2 separate regions of the Mus musculus genome follow, and region 2 is linked to region 1. The links are chromatin contacts, found by Hi-C or POLR2A ChIA-PET in ENCODE. All regions are on one chromosome and are shown on one strand. Each heading gives the region's core, a stretch centred on a gene start or an enhancer-like site at or near the end of the contact. The rest is flanking DNA. Distances are from core to core; before and after follow the strand shown. Region 1 holds the start of Rnf141 (ring finger protein 141). Region 2 holds the start of Eif4g2 (eukaryotic translation initiation factor 4, gamma 2).

What was found. Hi-C counts contacts between places; a loop is a spot of excess contacts on that map. ChIA-PET counts read pairs that join two places held with the same protein, here RNA polymerase II (POLR2A).
Region 2: POLR2A ChIA-PET joins it to region 1 with 12 read pairs in embryonic stem cell. The contact joins the promoter of Eif4g2 here to the promoter of Rnf141 in region 1. A Hi-C loop is called at or near these places in 1 of 37 maps with a recorded cell type or tissue (regulatory T cell). POLR2A ChIA-PET finds 5 or more read pairs at or near these places in 4 of 5 experiments (Patski and embryonic stem cell).

What each region holds. Positions count from the first base shown.
Region 1 is chr7:110,841,952-110,846,450 of GRCm38, reverse strand. Rnf141 (ring finger protein 141) reads left to right here and starts at 2,070. Exons shown (of 6, transcript NM_025999.3): 1 at 2,070-2,112.
Region 2 is chr7:111,079,514-111,084,494 of GRCm38, reverse strand. Eif4g2 (eukaryotic translation initiation factor 4, gamma 2) reads left to right here and starts at 1,465. Exons shown (of 22, transcript NM_013507.3): 1 at 1,465-1,710; 2 at 2,862-2,988; 3 at 3,531-3,596; 4 at 4,173-4,313. The coding sequence starts at 2,948.

The DNA.
Region 1 (4,499 bases), core at 821-3,320:
GGGTCAGGATGTAGCTACTTCCTCTGCATCATACACGCCCTCATGCTCCCTGCCATGACGATGATGGACTAAGCCTCTGACCCTGTAAGCCACCCCCTAGTTAAATCCTTTCTTTCATAAGAGCTGCCATGGTCATGGTGTCTCTTCACAGCAACAGAAAGTGACTAAGACATATGTTTAGGTAACACTATTTAATAAAATAGTGATCTTATTTTGTTTACCATCTGGGTTCTTCATTATGTTTATGCAAACATAAAAAGGAACTTGTTATGCTAAGCAGCGGCTGCCTAGACTGGTCATTAATTATTTTAATATAACTACCACGTTATATCACCTTGGTCTTGCAATCTCTCCTTTATTTCAGTCTTTGTGGTGCTCACTATAAAAAGGAATACAGGTCCCACTTTATAAAACTGTGCTTTATGGAGACTATTTTTTTTCTGACTGGGCTCAGGTTAGACAAAGATATGAACCTTTAAAACATGAAGCAGCTACATCTTTACCCCATAACTTTTTGGGAATGTAGTTGGCATATACTAAACTATATATGAGTAAGGTGTACAATTTGAGAAGTTTTCATATTACATTCATGTCTGTGGTGTCATGCTCTAAGACAGTGAACATAGCCAATACCCTAAAATGTTTCTTCTTACCCTTTGAAGGTTTGGAGGACTTGTGTTTGAGTCTGAGCCAAGGCTTAAACATGCTAGGCAAGTGTTTTACCGTTGAGTCAGCCACCTCTAGTTCCCATTCTAACACTGTAGTGTTTCCTACCTGACACCACCCGCTAAGCAACCACTGATCTGATTTTGCCACTAAAGATTCCTGGGGGCGGGGGCTATTCTAGAAAATTTTTTTGGAAGGTCTATCTTCTTTCAGCCTAAGTATTTCAGGCTCATCCACATTGTTAAGTGTGTCAATCATGTATTCTTTATTATTGCTGAGTAATATTCCATTGTGTGACTTTATTTCAGTTGTTTTCCATTCACCTGTTGATATGTTGTCATAGGGTTTCTACTGCTGTGAAGAGACACCATGATCAGAGAAACTCGTATAAAGGAAAACAATTCATTGGGGCTGACTTAGAATTCCGTGGTTTAGTCCATAATAGTCATGGTGGGAAGCATGGCAGCACACAGGCAGACATGCTGGAGAGGTAGCTGAGAGTTCTACATCTGGATCAGCAGGCAGCAGGAAGAGAGAGTGACACTGGGTCTGACCTACGCATCTGAAAACTCAAAGCCCACCCCTAGTGACATATTTTCTCCAACAAAGCCTTATCTATTGCAGCAAGGCCACACTTCCTAATAGTGCCATTCCCTGTGGGCCTATGGGGACCATTTTCATTCAAACCACCACATCAGGTATCTGATGTTGGTGTACTAGTCTTCATGTGGATCTATTCTAGAAGCAGGATGACTGGACTATGTGGTTGGAATGTTTGTGCTTAGGTTTTAAAGAAATGGCCACAATCTCGTTCCACAATGATTGTATCATTTTACATCCCCAACAGACAATCTGAACAGATTTGTTCAGCATCTTTGTCAATATTTAATACAGTTCTTTTCATTTTAGCCACTGTGGTATTGTATTGATAATTCACTTCCCTTCTAATTTGCATAATGGTCTCAGACATCATTTCATGTGCTTATTTGCTATCCATAAATCTAAAAGGCTAGTCTAGTCTTTGGCCATTTAAAAAAATTGTGGGTTTTTTTGTTGTTGTTGTTGTTTTTTTTTTTTTTGGGGGGGGGAGGGGTAAGAATTGTGTATTCTAATTAGAAGTCCTTTGTTAAATATATTTTGCTTTTCCAAAGCCTGTGACTTGCCTCTTCATTTTTTTGTCCTTTTTTACAAAAGTATTTAATTTTATTGATTTCTATGTATGTGACTATTTTGCCTACAGGTGTGTGTCAGCAGCCTTGAGCTACAAAAACCTCCAAAGCCAACAGGGGGGGGTGGAGCTCCGTCTCCAGGCAACGCGCGAGGGCGTGGCCTTACGTCACTGAGGTGCGACTGGTTTGCGGGCCGCGCCGCTGCCGCCTAGCGGGTTTAGCTAAGCAGCAGCCGAGGCGGTGTCCCTGGTGCGAGGAGAGCGATGCCTTGAACTGGGTGAGCCTTGCAGCGCCGCCCCTTCGCTGTGTCCCTTCCCAGCCACTCCACGGTCCTGGAGTAGGGAGTGGAGGCCCGGGCAGCACCAGGGTGTGAAACCGGGCTTCAGAGGAGCTAGGGCCCCTTGTCAGGGCCTCGGCTGCGGGCTTTGGGCACCGATTCCTGGGCGGGTGGAGACTCTGGGTCCGCCTTCTCGGTGGCGGTGGAGACTCTGGGTCCGCCTTCGCGGTGGTGCTGAGGAGAGCTTTCAGAGATCAGCTCGAGCGGTTTTGAATCTTGGCGCTGGCGCACTGAGCAGTTTAGCTGTTGGTTAGCAGAGCAGGTGCGCCAAGGAGGGGCTGAGGGGCGGGTGCTGGGGCCAGGGCGGCAGGGTGGCCACAGGGCAAGGCTTCTGAGGGAGAGCCTGGGCCCGTGGTGTCGGCCAGCCCTCCTACTAAACCCGCCCCGGCAGTGCACCCGGGCCCTTGCTTGTCAAGCTAATTGCTACCTTTTGAGGACCGACATTAAAAAAAAAGTTTCCTTGCTAATCATAATTGTAGGGTAAGTTGCCTTCTGTGTGCAGTTTCATTACAAAACTGTGGGGTTACTGTTGTTGCAATTTGTCTCCAGCCTACCTTCATATTCTTCATATTCCGACCCAGCCCCATTTCCTGATGCCCAGCATTTCTTGTCCTTCTTCTGGAGTACATGTAGCTCCAGTAACACTCCCAGTTGCTTTTAATCCGTGCTTCTCAAACTAAGACCATCTTTTCCACACCCCCTTACCGTGCTTGCTATAGAATGAAATTCACCCTTTAGACTTTTACTTGGGCTTGAACTGTCACCCGACCAATGGTCCTGATAGTTGTCCTTGAAAAGTAATGCCTTCTGAATTCAGAGCCCTCAGGACTTGCGTGGATTTTGTTTTACCCCTTTTGTGCTGGCTGGTTTCGGTTTCTGTCTTAACATGATTGTGTTTTTCAAGACTATGTTATCTTTGTCATTTGGCGTAAGGGAACCATATATATAAGGGACATATAGGATAGATATTCTCTGAATATATCTAAATTCTTTTAACTAGAGGAAGTTGATTTCTCTTTCTAAAAAGGTAGAGAAGGTGCAAAGAGAATATTTTTCTTTCTAAGTCAGAGTGTACTTACTACTTGGTGTGTGCTTTGTCAGGCTGTCTATAATACTTGCCAATTTTCCAAGAATCCATGAAAGGATGAATGGATAATCTATAAGGAAAATTAACAACTGGTGCTATTAGAACTCCAGCACTTACTCAGTACTCTGTTTGTTTATAGGTTTTCAGGTTTTATTTTATTTTATTGAGATTTCTTTAGTTTTATTTCTCCTCCTTAATACCTTTGACCCCAGAACAGGCATTCTAGATTCTATACCGACTCTGACCAGCCTAATCATTGGATATCTGTATAAACTTAGAGTTTGTATAAATAGTGAATAATAAGTTAAGTAGTGTCATTCGAGCCCCAATTGTAGAACTTAGTATGTATTACTAAGATGGAAGATGGTACAAAATTTAACAAATTTCAAAGGTGCCTTTGATACCGAAGTCATTGTTGACTAGTCATCTGATGTGACACCAGAAGTCAGCCTTAGGTCTGGATAGACTACACACCTAGTGGCCAGCAAGTCCCAGGGATCTTCCTGTCCCTGCACACACACACACCCGGCCTGGCACTAAGATCACAAGTGTGCCACTGCGCTGTCCTTTCACATGAGTTCAGGGGTAGAACTGAGGCCCGGGTGCTTCCTGGAGGTCCTTTCCCAGCTGAACTCTCCAGCCCTCACCCAGTTGTCTTGCACTTTGATGGGCTCAGTTTTCCTCTGTGTCATTTCTGAATGACTTATGTTTCACATTTTCAGGGAGTTCCTTGGGTGAGTATTATTAGTGATGCAGTTGTGTTTCTTATAAGGAATACTTGAACTTCAACAACTCATTTGTTAGAAAAAGAAGCAATTGACTGTGTGTGCCACCCACTGAAGAATGTGGCACATCCTTGGAATCCTTGATATCCCTGTGAGTTTCAGAATAACAGCTCTTTCTCAGAGACCCTCAGGCTGCTCTTGGGAAGCACATCTCTGTCTTAACTAGAAGAGGTCACAGCTCTTTGAGGAATCTTGACCACAGACTTGTATTTTACTGAAACTTATTGCCAGTGGTTTGCAGGTTTACATATTATATCTGTAAGCAATACTACTGTTCTGTGATAGATGTGTGTGTGTGTGTGTGTGTGTGTGTGTGTGTGTGTGTGCGCGCGCGCGCACGCATGTGTGTATGATAACTTCACAATTTTATCCATAAATATCATTTTAACTGCCATGTCATGTTAGTGTGAATGATTGAGCTAATAAAAGAATACTAGATGAATGATAAAAAAGTA
Region 2 (4,981 bases), core at 216-2,715, 240 kb before region 1:
GTATTTAGAATATCCATGTTTTAGACCAAGTGGCTATTTGACACATACACTAGTATAGTGAGTATTGAGTTTTTGGACCACTGTGTTTCTAGCACACAGATGTCTTTAGTGTATCATAATGAATGTAAATCACTTGTGAAAAACTAAAATATCACAGTATATATTTCTACTAGTTATAAAGCCATACAAGTTATATATACAAAGCAAAATCTCTTATATTGAAAAAAATTGCCCCTCTCCTAAAAAATGCTTTTCTTTTTTACACTTAACCCCCAAATAAAAATGGTTTTTACAGTTTTTAGTTTAAGTGAAAGTTTATTTAATAGCATTAATTCTAAGGCAAAGACCTAAGTTTACTAGAATTATAAACCTTCAAAGCCACACTTTTCAGCAGACTTAAATACTAAGGAAAGTACAATTGTCTGCTGAAAATTCTATTTAAGAACTAGGGCTTTCAACACCAAGACATGCCAAATTACGTTTGGGTCTTTGAAAACCCAGCTCTTGGGAATGAATTCCAAGCCATGACTGTTGAAAACACACGTGCTTTAGTTTAGTAACCCATCTTATTGAAAAAAAAAAATGCATGCTTAACAGAGATGGGACATTTCTCGTTTACATACCTTCATTTTTGGAAAGCTAAAATGTTGCATACTGTGGCATACATACATAACCCATCTTTTAAAATACCACCTGGAAGTATAGTTTGAAATGCTTCATTTTCCTATATAGCCCTTAAATAAAATGAAAGCACTGCGCTGCCCGTCTTTAATGTTTGTTAAAAATGAAGGAAAAACTTTAAAAAATGACTTTGCAATTTCCAAATGCCCGCGCTCTGCAAACACTTCTCAAGCCAGCCTAGTATACTGTCTGGGTCAAGCTCGGTGACAGCAGGCCGAGCATTTGAGTTAAAGCTGCCTCTAGCCTGGGATACAAAGCCCTTCCTTTGATCCTTTTCTCGTTACTCTGCAGATGGAGGACCAACAAACAGAACGCATTCCTATCGATGGGCACACGTCCCTCTCTTCAGCAAAGCTCCCAGACGCTAAACCGAGGCCAGGCCGCAAGGCCACGCCGAGCCCTCAGGACGCCAGGCCCGGGCGGGTCAGGGAGGAGAGGCGAGGAAAAGGTTCTTCTATGCAAGCATGAGGCTGGGACTCCGGAACAAAGCGCCGGCCCAGGAAGACCAGGCGGCCCGGCGGCGCACACTCACTGGGCTCCCGGCGCTACGCAAGAGTCCCGCAGCGCGCCGGCCCGCCGCCCTTACGCCACTGGCTTGGCCCCAGAGCCTTCGCGAATATGGCTTTGCGCACTGCGGCGAGGCTGCGCCGCAACCGAGCTTGCCCGCTGGCTCCTCCCCGCCGCCCTGCGCGGATTGGTAGCGGACGGAAGCCCGGCTGCTGATTGGATAGCGAAGGAGCCACTCGGGGAGGCTCTAGTGGGTCGGCCGCCTCAGAGTGATAAGTTGGGCTTCAGACACGCCTCAGCGCCAGCAGCGAGCCGGAGCTCTATGGAGGTGGCGGCGGGTACCAGGTGGCGGCTGCAGCAGCTACTCCTCTGAGCTGAGACTTTCAAGCCGGCCGCGTCTCCTTCCTCCCCCTTCCCTCCCCCTTTTTTGTTTTCCGTTCCCCTTCCCCCTCCCTTCCCCGTCCCCGACGACCGGATCCAGAGGAGGCAGCTGCGGTGGCAGCTGCTGAGTTCTCGGTGAAGGTGAGTGGAGTCGCCGCCGAGCGGAGCCCTCTAAGATGGCCGCCGCCCCTGGCCGCTTCTTGTCGAGTGGAACAAAATGGCGGCCGCAGGCGGAGCCGGGCGGGGCGGCCTTTCCTCTGCCTTTGGGCTACTTAGAAATCTATGGCCTCCGCGCTCCTTCCTGTGTCGACCGAAGAGCTAGGCTGACGTGCGGTCGAGTGGCGGGCGCAGCCGGGATCCTGACGTGGGATCCGGGAACAGCGTGCGAGCGTGGCAGGCCTCGCGCCTCGGCGGGAGGGACGCGGCCCGCGGCAGGGCCCGGCCGTTGGCGCGGGACCAGCGAGGCGGACGAGTCCGGAGCCCGGCCTCCCGGCGGGGAGGAGGTGTGTGGCCCTACTGCGGGATGTCCCACTCGGGCGACGCCAAGAGCGAGTCTCGGTCCCTTTGTGGGCCTTGGCAGCCGAGGCGCTGTCAGCCGGGGGATTTATGGTGGAGGCGGCGGGTGGGCAGGAGGCCGCCTTCCTGCGGGAGAACAAAGGGCCGGCCCGGAGGGGGCGCCTCCCGCCCAGGCCTGGGCCCTCGCTAGACGCCGCTCGGAAGCTGAGCCAGCCTGGGCCTGGGGGAGGAACTCGCTGCTCTTTTGTTCGCGCGGAGTGGGGCGGAGGTGCCTGCTGCCATGTTGTGTTGTGGCCCCGGCCTTCCGGCGGCTTTCCACACGCGCCCTGTGTAAAAGGAAGGGCTTATAAAGACGAGCGGAGGAAAAGCTGCCCAACACCGGGTAGTGAGGCTCTGGCCGGCCTGTCACCACCCCGGCCACCCATTTTAGTACCGCAGACATATCCCTTGTAGCACCGCCGGTCTTGATAGCATTTCTGTTTAATTTTAAAGGCCCCATAATACGGCTGCTTCCTAGGCAGCATCCAGATTTTTTTTCATTTTATTTTTCTCACAAAAGCTGTTCTTTGCATCCTTGAATACTAAGAGAATCCACGGGGCTAAACAGGTTTTATTGTGTATTTGTGGGTTTTGACTTCGTTCTATTTTAGTCTTCTGAGGGCTGCAATGCAGTGAAAGTTCAACCAGCTGCAGTGCTGGGAGCGGAAATAAATTATATTTGAAAGTTTATAGCTCAGTATGGCAGTACCTAATTTTGGTGTTTTCTCTCTTTCCAGGCTTTTCATTTCTACCATCCCCTCCCCTCCCCACCCCATCCATTAATATTATTCTTTTGAAGATTCTTCGTTGTCAAGCCGCCAAAGTGGAGAGTGCGATTGCAGAAGGGGGTGCTTCTCGTTTCAGGTATGGTTTTGGGAGTGGGTAGTAGATACATTGGAGGGGGTGTTCAGAAAGGGCCAGTCATAAAAGCCTGGCAGTGGTGGCGCACGGCTTTAATCCCAGCACTTGGGAGGCAGAGGCAGGCGGATTTCTGATTTCAAGGCCAGTCTGGTCTAGAGAGTGAGTTCCAGGACAGGCAGGGCTACACAAAGAAACCCTGACTCAAAAAACAAAGTCGTTACCAATTCCCACTAATGTGCTGTGGTTCTAGAATAAAGAGTAAATGGATTACAGGGGTGGGGTGGGGGATTATTTTGTCTGAATGTATGTCTGCATACATTTCTGTGTACAGTGTCAGAAGAGGGCATCAGATCCTCTGAGACTGGAGTTGTGAGCTGCCATGTGGATGTTAGGAACTGAACTGCTTTGAATATCTGAGCCATCTCTAGCCTCCAGTTCACTTTCTTTTAGGCCAAAGTTCACTTTGTTACGCAGTTTCTAAAATATAAATAGGTTCCCTTCCAAGTGAGGCATAATTGGTATAGTAAAAATTTTCTTTTGAATAGTGCTTCTTCGGGCGGAGGAGGAAGTAGGGGTGCACCTCAGCACTATCCCAAGACTGCTGGCAACAGGTATGGTAAAACTTGTAAAGACAGTTAACTTAAAACTGTCGATTTGATTAAAGACTTCCATGCTAACAGGGTAATTCTTGGGAAGTCATCAGTAATCTTGATGTGGATTCATAATTCCAAACTGCTTTTCATCCTCTTGGTTTATGTTTGCTGGTATTTCAAAATTACGATCCCTACTATAGGGTATTTGTGAAGTGGTCTGTGTGGAATTTGCTTGTTAAGCATTTTAGTATTAAGTCTCAAGGTTTGGTGCCTGGGCCAGCAGTTTTGGCATTGCCTGGGAATATATATATTCAGAAGTGGAAATTTTTGGGTACTACCCCAAACCTACTAGAACAGAAATTGGGAATGGGCCTTCGAGTCTGTTTTAAGATACCATCTGGACAATTCTGATGCTGTTTGAAAAAATTTTTAGGATTGTTTTGTTGTGGGGGGGGAAGTAAAGCCTTTGGTTTGGTGGCTCCTTTTCCCCTCTGTTTAGCGGTTTTAGGGTTTTATGGTATTTGTTGTGAGTGGATGCTGTGTTCAAGTTTTTTCATAATTGTAAGCCACTTCATCAATGTTTTATTAAACTAGCGAGTTCCTGGGGAAAACCCCAGGGCAAAACGCTCAGAAATGGATTCCTGCACGAAGCACTAGACGAGATGACAACTCCGCAGCAAACAACTCCGCAAATGAAAAAGAACGACATGATGCAATCTTCAGGAAAGTAAGAGGGTAAGTGCCAAAGTCTGTTCTGAGGGAAGTGGTGGTGAACTATATTCTAGTATGTGAATTGAAAAATTCAGGCATGATTTTGGCAAGATTCACTAGGCATCCATTACATTGTAGTGGATTCAAATATCAACAATATTTTAAAGAATCTTAAACAGAAGTATAGCCTACTGGTATTTGACAGCAAGGTTTATTTGTTTACAACCTACAAGTTGGAAGTGATGGCATTTCCATTGTTGGTTTAGTGTGTAACTCAGTGACATGGGTAATATAACCATCTTAACTCATGGTCACTTCCATATAATGAAAACCTACTGCTCTTGAGTATTTAGAGAAGTTTCTTGTGAAACAGCGGGAAAGCCCAAATACAATTCAGATGTTGTAACTGAGAAGTGATTCCAGCATCTCTGGATGAAAACTGAACACTTCTATAATACCATGCACAAGATTTGCATAAGCTCAAGCCAGACAAAAGCCCTACTCCTAGCCAAGAAGCTACTAGCAAATACATGCTGCTGGGAGAGGGATCCCCCCCCCCCCCCACCGGAGAGTATCAGTTGATATGTCAGCCACACTCCAAGGCAAGTCTTAAGTTCAGGAATAAATTAGAGAACATGGGGGGATTGGGTCAAAAAATAATGATTTTAAAATACATGATGGAAATCTCAAGT